4 separate regions of the Homo sapiens genome follow, and all the other regions are linked to region 3. The links are chromatin contacts, found by Hi-C or POLR2A ChIA-PET in ENCODE. All regions are on one chromosome and are shown on one strand. Each heading gives the region's core, a stretch centred on a gene start or an enhancer-like site at or near the end of the contact. The rest is flanking DNA. Distances are from core to core; before and after follow the strand shown.

Evidence for each region. Hi-C counts contacts between places; a loop is a spot of excess contacts on that map. ChIA-PET counts read pairs that join two places held with the same protein, here RNA polymerase II (POLR2A). Pooled maps may share reads with other maps.
Region 1: a pooled map shows a loop between it and region 3 (1.9-fold over the local background). The contact joins two enhancer-like sites. A Hi-C loop is called at or near these places in 2 of 50 pooled maps. POLR2A ChIA-PET finds 5 or more read pairs at or near these places in 2 of 52 experiments (AG04450 and GM12878).
Region 2: a loop to region 3 is called in a pooled map, with 5 times the contacts of the local background. The contact joins two enhancer-like sites. A Hi-C loop is called at or near these places in 1 of 168 maps with a recorded cell type or tissue (endothelial cell of umbilical vein) and 4 of 50 pooled maps. POLR2A ChIA-PET finds 5 or more read pairs at or near these places in 4 of 52 experiments (A549, GM12878, OCI-LY7 and 1 more).
Region 4: a map of natural killer cell shows a loop between it and region 3 (5-fold over the local background). The contact joins two enhancer-like sites. A Hi-C loop is called at or near these places in 2 of 168 maps with a recorded cell type or tissue (ascending aorta and natural killer cell) and 2 of 50 pooled maps. POLR2A ChIA-PET finds 5 or more read pairs at or near these places in 7 of 52 experiments (AG04450, BJ, CD4-positive, alpha-beta T cell and 4 more).

The regions. Positions count from the first base shown.
Region 1 is chr17:46,098,689-46,103,210 of GRCh38, reverse strand. The region is part of intron 2 of KANSL1 (KAT8 regulatory NSL complex subunit 1); the gene reads left to right. Among named protein-coding and RNA genes, the nearest start is that of KANSL1, 92 kb to the left of the region's middle. Within about 2 kb of position 1,935, at least 4 of the 41 ENCODE cell types and tissues checked have a DNase peak (open chromatin) inside an H3K27ac peak, as active enhancers do.
Region 2 is chr17:46,119,041-46,123,558 of GRCh38, reverse strand. All of the region lies in intron 2 of KANSL1 (KAT8 regulatory NSL complex subunit 1), which reads left to right. Among named protein-coding and RNA genes, the nearest start is that of KANSL1, 72 kb to the left of the region's middle. Within about 2 kb of position 2,283, at least 3 of the 41 ENCODE cell types and tissues checked have a DNase peak (open chromatin) inside an H3K27ac peak, as active enhancers do.
Region 3 is chr17:46,263,319-46,267,896 of GRCh38, reverse strand. It overlaps a transcript of LRRC37A not described here and the pseudogene LOC100132570. Among named protein-coding and RNA genes, the nearest start is that of LRRC37A, 30 kb to the left of the region's middle. Within about 2 kb of position 1,581, at least 33 of the 41 ENCODE cell types and tissues checked have a DNase peak (open chromatin) inside an H3K27ac peak, as active enhancers do; they include CD4-positive, alpha-beta T cell and natural killer cell, where a contact is called at or near this core.
Region 4 is chr17:46,018,778-46,023,511 of GRCh38, reverse strand. All of the region lies in intron 12 of MAPT (microtubule associated protein tau), which reads right to left. Among named protein-coding and RNA genes, the nearest start is that of STH, 22 kb to the right of the region's middle. RefSeq lists an enhancer at 1-10. Within about 2 kb of position 2,896, at least 6 of the 41 ENCODE cell types and tissues checked have a DNase peak (open chromatin) inside an H3K27ac peak, as active enhancers do; they include CD4-positive, alpha-beta T cell and natural killer cell, where a contact is called at or near this core.

The DNA.
Region 1 (4,522 bases), core at 686-3,185, 170 kb after region 3:
CATGAGGAAAGATGAGGATTGCTTATATTGTTTTATAAGATTAACATGGATTGCCAGGTTCTGTGTGACCTGGCCCTGCCTACCTGTATCCATTGTCAAGTTGAATGAATTCTTTTCGTTGTTCACTGTTGGAGTTCTAACCACATAACCATTGTATACATGTCGTTTCTTTGTGACACACCACAGTTCCACCTAATGTCTTCTGCTCCACATCCCCAAGCCCTACCAGTTTGTGCATCCAAGTCCTATTTTATGCTTTGGAGGTCTGTTTAAATATTTATATCACAAGTCTTTCTAGATCCCCCAGTCTAAATCTGACATAGTTAGGATCTCTTATCGTATATTTTATATGATTATTTGATTATTAACATCTATCTGCCCCATTAAATTGTAAACTTTAGCCACAGTTCTTGTTTTTGCATCCCTAACCTAGTCTAATTCTTGGTAACTAATAGTTGCTTAAATATTTGTTAAATGGAAGGAAGAAGGATAGAGTGAGTTCATGGTGGGCTAAATGCTTGGCTGAAATAAACTACCAAAACTACACAAATTTCATTTAAATATTAGAGGTAATCTAGTTGAAGTAGTAAGACAAAAGTGCTGTGTTCAATTTCAAGGGTCTGTCAGGATGAATTGGCAGTTTAGGTAGAATTGGCTCTGGGGCTGGGTGCTGTGGCTCACACCTGTAACTGCAGCACTTTGGGAGGCTGAGGCAGACGGATCATTTGAGGTCAGGAGTTCGAGACCAGCCTGGCCAACACGGCAAAACCCCATCTCTACTAAAAACACAAAAATTAGCCAGGCATGGTGACAGGCACCTGTAATCCCAGCTACTCAGGAGGCTGAGGCAGGAAAATCACTTGAACCCGAGAGGCAGAGGTTGCAGTGAGCTGAGATCGTGCCTCTGCACTCCAGCCTGGGTGACAGAGCGAGATTCCATCTCAAAAAAAAAAGTATTGGCTCTGGTACATTTGTTCCACATTACTACAGATATCTGTAGAAAGCTGACACAACCTAGGTCATGTGACAGATGAGAATGGGTTAAGACGAAGTATGTATCCGAGTTTTTTCCTGGGTTTTACTTTACAACTAAAATGTGGGATATTTAACTCTGGACAGTTTGGTTCTCTTCTTTTTCTCCTTGTGCTTTATCCCCTCCATCTTTTTAAATTTGGTGGTAATGTCACTGATAATGCAATGTCTATTCTAATAGACTACTTTGATTTTTCTGTTTAGAGTGGAACTTTTAGATGACTCTAAAGTTCAAAGCTCAAGAAACTCTCAGAATATGGCTTGTTGCTAACTGAAAACACTTGTTTCCTGAATTTATCTGAGAGGTTTTTCTTTAATCTTATTCTGTTTTTCTTCCTTTTTTGTACCTTTTTGATACGGAATTTAAATCCATGGTTATAATGACTAAATTGTTATTTCTTTTTTTTTTTTTTTTTTTTTTTTTGTAGACAGAGTCTTGCTCTGTCCCCCAGGCTGGAGAGCAGTGGCACGATCTCGACTCACTGTAACCTCTGCCTCCCGGGTTCAAGCGATTCTCCTGCCTCAGCCTCCTGAGTAGCTGGGATTACAGGCGCGTGCTACTAAGCCCGGCTAATTTTTTTTTGTATTTTTAGTAGAGACGGGGTTTCACTATGTTAGTCAGGCTGATCTCAGACTCCTTATCTTGTGATCTGCCTGCCTCGGCCTCCCAAAGTGCTGGGATTACAGGCCTGAGCCACCGTGCCCAGCTGACTAAATTGTTATTCTTATCTAATACATACATTTTAGGTTGCAGTTAGGATTACATCATTGTATGGCTATCACAACTTTGTGAAGCAGATGTTGTTCTTATTTGCAGAGGTCAATTTATATGTTTAGGATCACATAAAGTAAGTAAAAGTGAGAACTTGTCTCCTGATCTTCCCTCTGTTTCACACTGCTTTTGAGCTAGGTAGTGAGTACTTGTGAGTGGTTTTTTGTTTTTGTTTTTTTCATGTGACTCAGCAATTTCAAGATTTCTCATTCCTGCCCCACAGTGACCCTAACTCTTACCCTGAAAACTGTTAATCTGGCAATTGTACGCTCTGGGATGATCTCAGTTTTATTTGAATCTTTTGGTTTTTAAAAGTTATCTAAATAACCTGGAGATTTCAGAACTTAGATGTCTCAGGATTTCCTGCACACTTGGAAGTAGCACATAATCCTTTGTCAATTTATCTACCAGTGTGAATGTAGCACTGTGTAGCTCACTGTGAACAGTCATTTTACTTTAGTTGGCTAATAGAACCTTTGTTTCATTAAAAGGAAAGAATCGAGATGGGACTGAAATCAGAATCAAAGTTGAAATTACCACCATTCGGGTTTTTCTGGCATGTTTGTTGCCTTAATGAGATTTAAAAAAATTTATGTTAATACATCAGGGAAGAGAAGCATAATCCACCAGCCCTGTTCTACTGGATTGACATACAAATTTCCCATCTTAGAATAGAATTAGGTGACTTAATTAGAGGCACTAGGCCTGGTAGTCAACATGTGGTGTTCCATGTGGTTCAATGTCTAGCTTTTGGTGCTACTTATCTAATAAATACAAAAGAGTTGATCTATTGATAATCCCTTTTAAACCCATTGACTATTAATAACTTTAAAGAACTAAAAACAAAAATTAATTTTTAGCCAACATGTAAGCTGAACCCTGAATTTGCAAGGAAAAAAATTAATTACTTTTACTGTATGGTTTAAGTGTGTTTATAGAGGGCGCTTTTTTTTTTTTTTTTTGGGGAGAGGGAGTCTCACTCTGTTGTACAGGCTGAAGGGCAGTGGCGTGTGGTCTGGGCCCACGGCAGCCTCCGTCACCTCCTGGATTCAAGCAATTCTCCTGCCTCAGCCTCCTATGTAGCTGGGATTACAGGCGTGCGCGACTACGTCTGGATAATTTTTTTTATTTTTAGTAGAGATGGGGTTTCACCATAGATTTCACCAATGAGAAGTCTTAAAATTGTTGAGTCACATGAAGAAAACAACAAAAAACCATTCACAGGTACTCACTACCTAGCTCAAAAGCAGTGTGAAACAAACACAGGAAAGATCTATGTTCTTAGAGTCAACAGAGCATTCTCAATTCTCTGTGGTAATAGTCTAACTGTGTAAAAAGAACGATTAAAGTACAAGTTCATAGCTAATGAAATATTTATATACAACAAATATTTCTTATGTAAACCAATACTAGCACATAGCTGGTTAACATTAAGGTGTACTATTCATGTGGTGTCACAAAAGCAAATATTGATACTGCATTTAGGTAACCAAAAAGTAATTCATCATGTAACATTTTAATGAATTTTTGTATAGCACATGGTGACAAAGCCATTTTTACCAATAAAAAGTTTATAAAAGCAATGAGCAAAATACGAGTTGAAAAGAATTCCCACTCAGGTGATAACTACAGTATATATAGTACATGTTTTTGTATGGACTAGGATAAAGCACACGGTAAAATCAAACGTTCTAAGGCATTCTAGTGTCCTACTCAGGCACATAGTTAAAACAGTTATTTCACTAATAGCACAGAAACAAGCATCAGGAATGAGTTGACTCATCAGTGTTAGAATCCACGTGATTTTCTTCATTATTGATAATGACTATATTAGAAACCAAGTCCTCATTGTATTTAAAGTATTATTCTGCAACCTTAGTCCTGTGTTCTTTCCTGAAGTCTGTATGGTATAACATTAAACATGTCCCTAATGTTCAATGTGTGTCCCTTGTTTTGAGCTGTAAATTGTCAGAGTGATAAATTTACACTTCGAATATTGAGGAGGAAGTCTATCTTTACCTCTGATAAGCTGAGTTTATATAGCTTGTATTTGTTTTTTTTTTGTTTTGTTTTTTTTTTTTTTGAGACGGAGTCTCGCTCTGTGGCCCAGGCGAGAGTGCAGTGGCGCAATCTCGGCTCACTGCAAGCTCCGCCTTCCGGGTTCACGCCATTCTCCTGCCTCAGCCTCCCGAGTAGCTGGGACTACAGGCGCCCGCCATCACGCCCGGCTAATTTTTTTGTATTTTTAGTAGAGACGGGGTTTCACCGTGTTAGCCAGGATGGTCTCGATCTCCTGACCTCGTGATCCGCCTGCCTCGGCCTCCCAAAGTGCTGGGATTACAAGCGTGAGCCACCGCGCCCGGCCGCTTGTATTTGTTAAGGAACAAAAGATGTGAAGCTCTTATTCTTGTGTTACTGTTTAGTGGTGCTCTGCTCTGCCACTGGAGTATGGTAACATCTTCATATCTTATCCAGACTTGTTAACTGTACACCTCTCATGCTTAATAACAGTTTAGCTTTCTGCTCATATTGCTGGTATTTTGAACACAAGATACTTCTTGGACGCTTGAGTTGTGGTTTTCCATTTTTCATTGGAGATGATGAGAGTTTGAGCAGCATTATGGAAGAATAATGTTGTAACAACTTTCTCCTGGAAATCACTTCGAGTTCTAAACCATCACATCACAGATACACTTGTAAAATGAAACTTGTTCATAA
Region 2 (4,518 bases), core at 1,034-3,533, 150 kb after region 3:
CTTACGATTTGTGTGTTCACTGGAGTAGCACTTTTTAAATTTTCTCCAAGAACTTTTGCATTTACAAGTTTGCTAACTGGTACAAGAGGCCTTACTTTCAGCCTATGTTGGCTTTCAACATACCTTTCTCAGAAGCTTAATCACTTCTAGCTTTTAAAAAATATATATTCTTTTTCTTTTTTGAGATGGAGTCTCGCTCTGCCGCCCAGGCTGGAGTGTGGTGGCACGATCTTGGCTCACTGCAACCTCTGCCTCCCGGGCTCAAGTGATTCTCCTGCCTCAGCCTCCTGAGTAGCTGGGACTACAAGTGCGCAATGCCACACCCACATAATTTTTGTATTTTTAGTAGAGAGGGGGTTTCGCCATGTTGGCCAGGCTGGTCTCAAACTCTTGACCTCAGGTGATCCGCCTGCCGCCGCCTCCCAAAGTGTTGGGATTACAGGCATGAGCCACTGCGCCCCGTCTCTAAAAAAAATTCTTTTCTTTCAGCTATTTTACCAGAAAACATCCGCAAGTGTCTATTTCTAGCTTTTGATTTAAAGCGAGAGCTGTAGACTCTTCCACTTGAACACTTAAAGGCCATTGAGGAGTTACTAATTGGCCTAATTTCAATATTGTTGTGTTTCAGGGAATAGGGAAACAAGAGGAGAGGGAGAGAGACAGGGGAATGGCCATTCAGTGGAGTAGTGAGAACACACATTTTTATCAGTTAAGTTTTCCATCTTTTATGGGTGCGGTTCGTGGTACCTCCAGAAATTACAATGGCAGTGTCAGAGATCACTGATCACAGATCATCATAACAGATAATGAAAACATTTGAAATATTGTGAGAATTACCCAAATGTGTCACATGGACATGAAGTGAGTGCACGCTGTTGGAAGAATGACGCTAATAGACTTGCTTGATGCAGGGTTGCCATAAACATTGAATTTGTTTTTTTTTAAAACAGCATCTGCAAAGTGCAGTAAAGTGAAGCTTTACTTGCTTGATGAGGTTAGATTACTTCAGTTTCTAACCCACTTTTGTAGTCGATAGGAGATCACCCCCATTATTTCTCAGCCAGTTAATCTCGTGGTACTTTTGTTAGGAATATGATTAAAAGTGTTTCATATTTCCAGTATGAATACTTGTTTAAGTATTTATGGCTGAATGCATCTTTATCTTTATGATAGCAGCCTAAATATGCTTGTGTCCTACCCATAGATCTGTTCCTAAGTGTGGTATGCTTTGTGGCTGTGTTAGTGGCTAGAAAACAGATGGGGACATCCCGAAGGCAGCAGGCTAGTCTCCTCAAACTGTAGACATTTTTTTCTGATAGAGGGGCTTGAAGCCTTTAAGAGAGTCAAAGGAACTTCTGTGTTTCCAGAATCAGTTACTGATTTGTTGAGAATTGGGGCTTTATTTTTTTAGACTGTAGTTGCTAGCACCTGTATGTCACCTTTAGGAACCTTGACAGATGGTCCCCAACTTACTATAGTTCAAATTATGGTTTTTCAACTTTATTATCGTGTGAAAACTGGAAACTGTACTTTGAGTACCCACAGCCGTTGTTTTCACTTTCAGTACAGTCTTCAGTAAATGAGTTATTCATGCTTTGTTATAAAATAGGCTTTGTGTTAGATGATTTTGCCCAACTGTAGGATAATGTATGTGTTCTGAGCACGTTAAGGTAGGCCCAGCTAAGCTTTGATGTTCAGTAGGTTAGGTGCGTTAAATGCATTTTCATCTTATGATATTTTCAAATTATGATGGGTTTATTGGGACAAAACCCCCATTGTAAGTTGAGGAGAATCTGTACACCATAGTTTATTCATTCAACAAATAATTACTAAGTGCTTTTTAAGGCCAGAAACCTCAGTTGCTGCATTTATTTTCTAGTGGGGTGGGGGGGTCAATAAAATAACAAAGTAGAATATATATTTGGTTGCAGCAAATGCTATGCAGAAAAAAATAAAGCAGGTAAGAGGGATAAGGAGTACAGGGGAAAACAATGCAGTGATAAATAGGGTCATCAGGGAAAAAGGCCTAACTATGAAAGTGATATTTGTGTCAGGATGTGAAGTCAGCTGTGTGAGCATTTGTGGAAGATATTTTGGACAAAAAGAACAGCCAGTGCCAAAACTTTAAGGACAGAGACTGCCTGAAGTAATCCGGCAAGCAAACCAGTGTAGCTTCAACAGCAAGTGGTGAAGAGGACACAGGAGGTGAAGTCATAGACAGAAAAGGGAACTGAGGTAGGTGGAGACAGGTTGTGTGGAACCTAGTAGGCCTGTTGTGAGGATTGTAGCTCTTGCTCTAAGGTAGAATGCCAGTTCCTGCTTTGAGTAGAGGAGTGACATGATCTGATTAGTTTGTGGACAGAAGCAAAAAAAAAAAAAAGAGTTAGGGGGCTACTATAATAACCTAGTGAGAGAATGGTGTCTTGGGTTCCAGTGGTGGTGGTAAAGTGTGAGAATTAAGGTTCAATTCTGGATATATTTTGAAGTTAGAGCAGGTAGGATTTGCTGATGGGCTGGATGTATGGGTTATAAAAGAGGAAGGAATTTTTGGTCTGAGCAAGTGGATGGAAGGTATTGCTCTTTACTGAGATGGGAAGACTGGGAAAACTAGGTGGGAGCAGGGGAGAAGATCGGAGTTCAGTTTATGTTACTGTGATAAAGATAATGAGATGCTGAAACATTCTCTCTTTGAATCTAGCTGTATTTTTTGGTATTGCATATTGTAAAATTTCGTGGTAAGTACATGTTTTACATTTGTCAAAATTCAAAACAAAGCGAACCTTGATGTAAATGGACTTTGGTTAATAAGAATATGCAAGTATTGGCTCATTAAGTATAATAAATGTGCAAAGGAAATGGAAGGGAGGGTATATGGGTACTCTGCTGTCTACTCAGTTCATTAAACCTCAAATTACTTTAAAATATAGTCTATTAATTTAAAAAATTAATCATGTTAACTTACACTATCATGTTTTCTTTGATTGTTGAGGTCATTTCTGGGGGTCTGTCTTTTATTTAGTGACAGCATGTTGACTTGCCCCTCGCTCCCACTTGTTTCTGACATAATTTCATACCAAGCATATATCCACAGTAGACCTCCTTTCTTTCATGGAAATGCACAGCTTATATAAATATATTGTAGAAAATTGCTGCTTTTACTTAGACTAAAAGACACAAGAGTCCCCTGTAACAAACAGCTTGAAGTTATTTCATTTCACTGAGGTTTGTACAGGGTTCCTGAAACTGTCCTGTTTCAGGAGCTGCCAGATAACCTGATCCTAGAGTGAAACTCACTTTGGCATTCAGATTTTGTCTATGTTGATATACCTCAACAGTTTAAGATTCTTTTTTAACTTACATGGCTCCATGAAAGAGGGATGTGATGTTTCAGTGTTCAGTTTTGGTAGCTATTAATTATCCCTTGTAGCCTTCCACTTAGAAGTGATACTTTCAGATTGAACATTGTTTCTTAAGTTTTTTCCTTTCCACCCCTCTCTCTTCTTCTTCAGAAATAAAGCTCTGCATGTGTGTTGGTGTGTTTTAAGTATAATTTTTAATCTGTTTGTGGAACCACAGAAATGGATCCAAGAGGTAGGTAAGGTCTTAAATTGAATTTGATGTTAAATAAGCTGGCCTTTGACCCATAGGCAATGAGTGAGGAGCACCGTTGGGTGTAAGACTAGAAGCAGAAATACTAGGCATTTTAGAGGCCAGGTGAAGGGTGAATAAGGACATTTAGGTCAATTGAAATAAAAAGAAAAAGACAGATGTGAAATGTAGAAGGACTTAATTATGGTAGGAACTTAGTGATTTGGAGCCTGGCAGCCTGAGCAGGAAGGTGAAAACATTGACAGTAGGCAAGTTTAGAGGAAGAGCTAGTTTTAGATGAAAGATTGGAATTTGTACAAGTTGAATTTTAGATGAAGTGTAGTGGTTAAAATTCAGGACTCTGGGCCGGGTGTGGTGGCTCACGCCTGTATCCCCAGCGCTTTGGGAGGCCGAGGTGGGCAGCTCTCTTGAGGTCAGGAGTTTGAGAGCAGCCTGGCCAACATGGTGAAACCTCGTCTTTACTAAAAATACAAAAATTAGCTGGACGTGGTGGCGTGCACCTGTAATTCCAGCTACCCGGGAGGCTGAGGTACGAGATCAGTTGAACCTGGGAAGCGGAGGTTGCAGTGAACCAAGATTGCGCCTGGGCAACTGAGCGAGACTCCCCATCTCAAAAAAAAAAAAAAGAAAAAGAAAATTGAGGACTCTGGAGCCAGATTACCCGTATACAGATGTAGATTTTACCTGTGCTTGCTTCTCTGACAAATGACCTAACCCCTTGACAAATGACCTCTTTTTCTCCATCTGTAGTATGGGGATAGTAGGCACCGTTTCATAGAGTTGTTATAATGATGAAATGATGAAAAGTCATGTAATGTTGTAGCACAATGCCCGGAACAAAGGAAGCATTCAGCAAAAGCTGCTATGTATAGGATCCAGCTGGAGAAAGCAAATTCAGTAGAAAATATT
Region 3 (4,578 bases), core at 332-2,831:
AAAGATGTGGGAGTGGGTATTCCCCGCTACCAACCCTCCACACACTCCCCCAAAAAAGCAGCTTTTCTAAACTCAGTTCTGTACAGTCCCTTCTGGCAATGGTGTTTGGTGGTCGCTCACTCCATTTGTCAACATCTATTTATTGACAGCCCGCTTTGTGCCAACAGCTGCCGTTCTCACCCGTGGGGGTGGGGCTGACGGTGCTTAAATCACAGTGGCGGAAATAATACCTGTCGTCTAAATCCTAATCATGTTACAATACTGTCCCCCATCCGTCCCAAAAAAAGACTGGACGACCCACAGCCCGGGCTGTGGCACCCACGTTACAAACGGTGGTATAAAGTACATATGCAGCGTCATTCAGCTCAGTTTCAATACCAGGTTTAAACTCTGGACACGGTTTATTGCAGCTGGAGGAGTCCAGGACTAACATGTGGACTCGGAAGAAGAAGACGTCGGGGGTGAGTGAGGTACAGGCGGTTCATCTTGTACAGCCCGTCCCGATCCACCAGCAGGGTCACCAGCCAGATGCCCGCGCCCAGCACGTCCACGTCATGCACTATCCCGTTCATCGCTGCTTCCAAAAAACAGTTTGGGAACCCCAGTTCCTCTCCCAGTCCCTGGGCGTTGGTTTTTAGCAACAGCGAAACGGCCCGCATGGGTCGGGCGCCCTGGGATCTCGCGTGCAGGATTCTCCGGGACTCGGAAAGGCTCGCGGGGCGGCGGCGCGGCGGCCGGGCTCACCGATTTCGCGCTTGCAGAACGCCTCTCGCCCGTCCATGCCCGCCCGGCAAGCGCAAGCGCAGAGCTCGGCGCCGGGCTCCGCGTCCCTGCGCGGCTGACTGAGGCCGAATCTGAAGCTGAGGCGCGGCGGCGGCGCGGGCGGCGAGCCGGGGGCCGGCACAACGGCGCGCGGCCGGTTGGGGTGGGCAGGGCCGGCGGGGCCCTCGGCGGCGCGCGCGCGCGGCCGGGCGGCGGGGAAGCGTAGGGCCCGTGAGCGCGCGCGTCTCGGGGCTTCCTCCGTCGCGGGCCCGCGGCGCGGCGACGCGCGGTTCTCGGCTTGCGCCAGGCGCGGGCCTGTGGGAGCGTGTGCGGCCTCACGGAAGGTGGCCCGGTTGTCGGCCGGCGGCTGAGGCCTGGGCGCCCCCTCCCCAGATCCCCGCTCCGCTCCCAGGGCTCCGCACTACACCGATCTTACTTTTTCTCTCCACCGGAGCTTCGGGGGATGATCCGACGATTAAACAGAGGAGCCAGAAAGCTCTAGCTGTCATTTTTGCAGACAGGGTTCCCAGGCTCTAAAAGTGAGCCTGGGCTTTTGCTTGCTTTCTCTCCTCTAACCCCTTCTCCACACCCGCGTCCCCGTTCATGCTAATGAGGGGCAGCCTTTGGGGAAACGGGAATCACTCGCTGAGCAGACCATTGGAACAAAACCGAGCCGCAGGGATTTCTCCCTCTTCCTTCCTAAGGGGGACGAGCACATGGCCTCGCAAAGTTGTCCCCGAGAATGTCTGTCCTGTGATCTGCGGGCGAGGATAGCATCACAGCCTAAACTTTAAACTCGTGTGCGTTTGCGCGCTGCGGTGGGGGCAGCAGAGGGTGGGGTGACAAGTGCGGAGAATAAGGGTGTTTCGGGACTGAGGGACTGAGTGGGGGAGAAAGAGTGATGGCCGCTTTTTTCTAGATTAGGTCAACAACAAATAGGAAAATAGTGCTTAAGACAGCGTGGGTTTGTGGAAGGGAGGAGATTCCAGATGACAGAGAATGTATCCTGGAATGTGTATGTTAGGCAATTTCTAGAGACACCAAGTCACTGCTTCCTAAGTTTAGTAAAACTGTTTCATTATATATGACAGCTCACTGTAACCTCTGCCTCCCGGGTTCAAGCGATTCTCGTGCCTCAGCCTCCCAAGTAGCTGGGATTACAGGCATACGCCACCATGCCAGGCTAATTTTTGTATATTTAGCAGAGACGGGGTTTCACCGTGTTGGCCAGGCTGGTCTCAAACGCCCGACCTCAAGCCATCCACCCGCCTTGGCCTTCCAAAGTGCTGGAATTACAGGCATCAGCCACGACGGCCGGCACAGAGGTCTAATTATTAATCAGAAGGTTGCCTGTTGAGGCCGGGCATGGTGGCTCGTGCTTGTAATCCCAGGACTTTGGGAGCCTGAGACAGGAGGATCTCTTGAGCTCAGGAGTTCAAGACCAGCCTGAGCAACATGGAGAGACCCTGTCTCTACAAAAAATACAAAAATTAGCCGGGCATGGTAGCTCACGCCTTGGTCCCAGCCACATGGGAAGCTGAGGTGGGAGGATCGCTTGAGCCTAGGAGGTGGAGGTTGCAGTGAGCCGAGATCGTGCCACTGCACTCCAGCCTGGGTGACGGAGACCCTGTCTCAAAACCGAAAAAAAAAGAAAGAAGAAGAAGAAGGAAGAGGAGGAGGAAGAGGAGGAGGAGAGGAAGAGGAAGAAGAGTAGGAAGAGGAGGAGGAGGAAGGAGGAGGAGAAGGAAGAGAAAAGAAGAAGGAGAAGAAGGAGAAGGAGGAGAAGAAGAAGAAGAAGAGGAGAAAAAAAGAAGAAGAGGAAGAAGAAGAAGAAGAAGAAGAAGAAGAAGAAGAAGAAGAAGAAGAAGAAGAAGAAGAAGAAGAAGAAAGGAAATTTGTCCGTTGAGCATTAAATCAAAGAAGAGAAATTTGCCAAATTGCAGCTGAAGGAGGTGGGTTAATCTACCCTCATTCAGGTGTTGGAGGAATGAATTATCTTCTCCCTCCAAAAGAGCAAACCTCTACAGCCACTGCAAAGCTTGGGTACACCAGAGTCAGGTTCTCCAGACTAGACAGGCCCAGATAAACACTAGTCATATAAACACTAGTAAGTTCATGCCCTCGGGGCCCTGTTCATAGATGTCCTCAGATCCCCTTCTTTCACGTGCTCTTTATTTAAGTCAAGTGGAATAAAATTCACTAGGCTTAAGATTTCTCAGTTACAACCACATCTCTGACATACATTCAAATCACCCACATCCTGCTGGGGGTGTTCCCAAAACTCTTCTGTTGCAGGAATGTTGTGAATGCCCTGAAACCCACACCCTGAAATGTAGAGACAGAGAGCAAGCTGGATGGTTCCCAGGGGCTCCCAGAGCCTCCTGGGGTGGCAACAGCTGGAAGAACTCACCAGAGTCCAGTGCTGGGTCTTGGGCAGTGTCTGGCTTGCAGCCTTAGAAATCACACTAATGGTGGAAGGTACAAAGAGTTCAAAGAGACTGATCTATGTAGCCAGAATGCCAGTTTATTAATTTACAGTGAGAAATCAACTCAGAAATGCAACTCACGTCAGCCTGGGTAGCATTCTCTTTCTATAAACAAGCCACACAGGAAGCCAAGTTATCATCAGGTTGCTTGGTAATATAAACCAGAGCCCAGGGAGTTTGTCACCTGATTGGAATGTTTAACAGTATTGGTTTCTCACAGCCTAATGTGTTCATCTTTACAATAGGTGTGTATACCTGTCGGGAGGAAGAACCCAAGAGACCAACTGGCAACTTCCTTGATAATTTCTGGTATTTTGAGTGTATGTTTCTGCTTAGCAAATATTTATTGAGCATCTACTGTGTGTTGTATAATAAAGAATTTGTAGGCCAGGCTCAGTGGCTCACACATGTAATTCCAGCACTTTGGGAGACTGAGGGAAGCGGATCACTTGAGCTCAAGAATTCAAGACCAGCCTGGTCTCTACAAAAAAAAAAAAAAAAAGTCAGCTGAGGTGGTAATTCTAGAGAATTTGAATTATCCAGAATGACTCACAGAACTCAGGATAGCATTTTACTTACAATGAATTGTATTATTATTTTGTCGGTTCATTATTTTATGTTTATTTTATCTTATTTTAATAGAGATGGTGGGAGCCAGATGCAGTGGCCCACACCAGTAATCCCAGCACTTTGGGAGGCTGAGGCGGGCAGATCACTTGAGGTCAGGAGTCCAAGACCAGCCTGGCCAACCTGGTGAAACCCTGTCTCTCTCTCTTTTTTTTTTTTTTTTTTTTGAGACAGAGTCTCACTCTTGTTGCCCAGTCTGGAGTGCAGTGGCACAATCTCGGCTCACTGCAACCTCCACCTCCCAGGTTCAAGCGATTCTCCTGCCTCAGCCTCCCAGGTAGCTGGGATTACAGGCATGTGCCACCACGACCTGCTAATACTGTATTTTTGGCAGAGACGGGGTTTCTCCATGTTGGTCAGGCTGGTCTCAAACTCCCGACCTTAGGTGATCTGCCCGGCTCAGCCTCTCAAAGTGCTGGGATTACAGGCATGAGCCACCGTGCTCAGCCTTTTTTTTTTTTTTTTTTTTTTGAGACAGAGTCTGGCTTTGTCACCCAGGCTGGAGTGCAGTGGTGTGATCTCAGCTCACTGCAACCTCCACCTCCTGGGTTCAATCGATTCTCCTGTCTCAGCCTCTCAAGTAGCTGGGATTATAGGCACACACCACCATGCCTGGCTAATTTTTGTATTTTTAGTAGAGACGGGGTTTCACCATGTTGGGCAGACTGGTCTCAAACTCCTGGGCCAAGTAATCTGCCCACCT
Region 4 (4,734 bases), core at 1,647-4,146, 250 kb after region 3:
ACTCCTTCCCTGACCTGCCTCCCAGGCACCCAGGTACCCTCCCCAGAGACAGTGATCATTTTAAGTTTCTTGTGTACCCTCCAGAGATATTCCACACATAAACAAACACGTGTGAGTGTATAGATACACAGGCTGCTTAGTATTCCGTCGCCACGGATGTACCAAAAGGCATCTACTCCTCTGTGGATGGATGTGTAGGCTGCTCCCGCCTTTAGTGATTACAGGCAATGGTGTGTATGAACAACCTCAGATAAATAAACCCGTATGAACATCATGTCACACACGTGTAAGTGGGTCCTAGAAGTGAAGCTCTTAGGTCAAAAGGCATGCACATTTTATTTTAATAGATATTGCCAGATTGCAAAGGAAAATGTGGAAGGAGAAGCTGGAGAAGATCAAGGATGTCTCCCACAGCCACTGATGCCCAGACATGAGCCACACATTCCTCCTGTTTGCCAGTGACTGATGAGTTTGGAGGGGCAGCAACTGTGGGCAACACTGGCAGGTGGGCCACAAAACATGACATGACAAAGGCCTTTTTATGTGTGGATGGGTGGATGGATGACTGTCTAGCGACTTATCTATCCATCTATTTATCTATCTATCTATCTATCAATCATCTACCTATCTACTTGCCCAGGCTGGCCTCAAATTCCTGGGCTCAAGCAATCTTCCCACCTTAACCTCCAGAGCAACTGGGACTACAGGCTCATGCCATCGTGCCTGGCTGAAGCCCTTTTGAAAGTAGAGAAACACATGACCTAGCCAGGAGTCCCAAAGGATACCAGGAAACACAGAAGCAGAAAGTGTTCACTGGAGAAGTGAGCAGTGCACAGCAATTCCTGATGACCCTGAAGTGGCCGACACGGTCATTCTCAGCCCTTTTTGGGTCCTAGGCTCTTTGAGCATCTGGTAAAGCCAAAAATATGTGTGCACATGTCCATCCACACTCACACACAGCCATTTTCCATATAATTTTAGGAGTCCATGGATGCGGGGTGAAGGGCCCCTATTGCAGGGGCTTGAATGGGCGTAGAGAAAACCAGGTTCGCATTTAAGCTAGATGCATATTTTGTTCATTTGGGGTCACTACTTTGAAAAAAGGATTGTTCTCTATTACTGTATACTGTATTTTATCTTTTTTTTTTTTTTTTTTTTGAGACAAAGATTCACCTTGTCACCCACGCTGGAGTGCAGTGGCACGATCTCAGCTCACTGCAACCTCCGCCTCCGGGATCAAGCAATTCTCCTGCCTCGGCCTCCCAAGTAGCTGGGACTACAGGTGTGTGCCACCACACCCAGCTAATTTTTGTATTTTTTGTAGAGATGGGATTTGGCTGTGTTGGCCAGGTTGGTCTTGAACTCCTGATTTCAGGTGATCTGCCTGCCTTGGCCTCCCAAAGTGCTGGGGTTACAGGCATGAGCCACCATGCCTGACCTGTTACTGTATTTTCTTGAAAGACCATTTAATACAGGCTTTGATAAAAATATTTATGTTAATGTTTTTTGAAGTGTTTTTTAAGACATTCCTGGGAATGTCCAAAAATCCCCAAACTGAAAGGAACCCAGGAGGCTGGTGGTGTGCCCCACTGCTTGTTAGCAATTTTTCTCAATACACTGGGAAAACAGGGGACTAATGCTGCGGGGATCCCCAGGACCAGGATGGTGTTTTCTGAGTAGGGGGCAGGGCCCTGCCTACCCTTCCTGAGCTATCACATGGACGAGTTTGAAACAGAAGGAGCCAAGAAGCTGAGACTCAGCGTGGCTCTAACTCAGGTTCTTAGAGGACTGCAACGCACCAGGAACCTTCCAGAACATTGTCTTTTTTGGGTCTCACAACCACCCCGGGACGTAGGTACAGCATTTCCATTTCATCTTGCTGAAGGAGAAACTGAGGCTGAGAGGATTTGCGGATCTTGACTTTCAAAGCAGAGTCAAGCCCAGAGCTTTTCCTAACACAGAGAAGCTTCCAGAGACTGTGAGGGGCCTCCTTTCACCCAGGAAATCACCAATGCTCAGGCCCTATCCAGACCCACTCAGTCAGACTGTGGGGATGGGGCCAGGCCCAGATATCTTTAAAGTGCCCCGAGGCTGGGAGGCCCTGCCTTAGACCAGGGGAGGCCTGGGGTTAGAAACAGCAGAGAAGCTTACTGCTTCCCCAGATAACTGGACCTGGCCCCCACATCTCTTGAGGCGGACAGCCTCCTGGTCCCTCCTCGTTTTCTCACTTTGGATAGCGACCCAGCCGCTGAAAAGTATCCCTGTCGCGCAACCCGAGAGCTCTCGGCCAGCTACGGGCCAGTGCCCTCCCCTGCCTCAGGGCGTGTCTGGAGGTAAGGTCTGCCCCAGGCCACAGTTCGCAGCATCTGCAGCAAGGCTGTATCAGCAAACCCTTCTCACAAAACTACATTGTTAGACATTAATCACAAATACAAGATGAGGGTGCCCATCTGTTCAGAACCAGAGGCAGTGGCAAGAGGGGAGGGCGGGGACTGGCCAGGGCAGGGGTCTCTCAGCTGCTACTTGAGTGGCCTGGTGGAAAGACGGCCCGGCTGCCACTTCCACCCAACTGGGCCACCATGAGAAGCATACTTTCTCATGCTGACTTGGGTCTCAGACCCTATACCCTTTCTGGGACGCCCTGATATGGTTTGGCTGTGTCCCCACCCAAATGTCATCTTGAATTGTAGTTCCCACAATTCCTACATGTTGTGGGAGGGACCTGGTGGGAGGTAATTGAATCATAGAGGAGGGTCTTTCCCGTGCTGTTCTCATGATAGTGAATAAGTCTCCCGAGATCTGATGGTTTTATAAAGGGGAGTTCCCCTGCACAAGCTCTTTTCTCTTGTCTGCCACCGTGTGAGACAAGCCTTTCACCTTCCACCATGATTGTCAGGCCTCCCCAGTCACGTGGAACTGTGAGTCCATCAGACCTCTATCTTTTAGACTGCCCAGTATCGGGTATGTCTTCATCAGCGGCGTGAAAACGGACTAATACAATCCCTTTTCCCTCCACCACTCCCCAGTCAGCTGCTGGGAGACCCTGAAGGTTGGAAAGTGAGCCACTCCCAGAACTTCAGGCTGGGTGTGGGCCTGAAACCCCAGAGGGTGCTTGGCTGCGCTTCTGCAGAAGAGAAGCAGCAGCTACCAGACCGCATCCTGTGCCAGGCCTAGACAGAGCTCACCCAGCGCCACACACACCCTCACTGCACAGACACCCACAGCAAGACCTAGAGACTAGAAACTGCTGGGGACACCAAGGCCCCAGCAGCCTCATGTGGATACTTCCAAGACAGGCAGGCAGAGGCTTTGCTGAAATCAGGATTTCGGCATCATTGTTTTGCTCTAAGTGCCTAGTAACCCATTTAGAAAATTAGGTTATGTTCCCATGACTTGTTCTTGGTGCGCCACAGCTGACTGGGGATGTCCACTTCCTTTTTTAGTTGCCTGCAAACATCAGGGCCTAGGACAGTGGTTCTCGCTTTTTTTTTTTTTTTTGTGAGATGGAATCTCACTCTGTTGCCCAGGCTGGAGTGCAGTGGCACGATCTCGGCTCACTACAACCTCTGTCCCCTGGGTTCAAGCAATTCTCATGCCTCAGCCTCCCAAGTAGCTGGGATTACAGGCACGCACCACCACACCCAGCTAACTTTTGTATTTTTAGTAGAGATGGGGTTTTACCATGTTGGCCAGGCTGGTCTTGAACTCCTGACCTCAAGCCATCTGCCCACCTTCGCCTCCCAAGGTGCTGGGATTACAGGCATGAGCCACCGCACCCAGCCAGTTCTCACTTTTGACTGCACTGAAGAATCACCTGGGAGCTTTAAAAACTGCAGTGACTTAGGCCGAGCACTGTGGCTCACACCTGTAATCCCAGCACCTTGGGAGGCCGAGGTGGGCATATTGCTTGACCTCAGGAGTTCAAGACCAGCCTGGGCAACGTGGCAAAACCTCGTCTCCACAGGAAATACAAAATATTTAGCCAGGCATAGTGGCAGGTACCTGTAGTTCCAGCTACCTGGGAGGCTGAGGTGGGAAGATCACCTGACCCAGGGAGGTAGAGGCTGCAGTGAGCCGAGATCATGCCAGTGCACTCCAGCCTGGATGACAGAGGGAGACTGATATGGTTTGGCTGTGTCCCCACCCAAATCTCATCTTGAATTGTAGCTCCCATAATTCCATGTGTCATGGGAGGGACCCAGTGGGAGGTAACTGAATCATGGGGGCGGGTCTTTCCCATGCTGTTCTCATGATAGTGAATAAATCTCATGAGGTCTGATGGTTTTATAAATGGGAGTTCCCCTGCACACGCTCTCTTGCCTGTCGCCATGTAAGAAATGCCTTTGCTTCTCCTTTGCCTTCCGCCATGATTTTGAGGCCTCCCCAGCCATGTGGAACTGTGAGTCCATTAAACCTCTTTCCTTTATAAATTACCCAGTCTTGGGTATGTCTTTATTAGCAGTGTGAGAATGGACTAATACAGAGACCCTGCCTTAAATACATAAAAATAAATAAAAACAAAAACTCCAGCAACCGAGCTGCCCCTGAGACCCATTGGTCAGCCTCTCCAGGTTGGGGCCCAGGTGTGAAACGTGCTAAAGCTCCAGGTGATTGAGACAGGCAGTGGAGACCCACTGGATGCTGCTGAGGGCCCACATCCAGCCAGTCAACACAGAAGCCTCTGTTTTCCTCCTCTGGGAACTGGACCAGCCTTTGTCCACTCAACTTGATTAA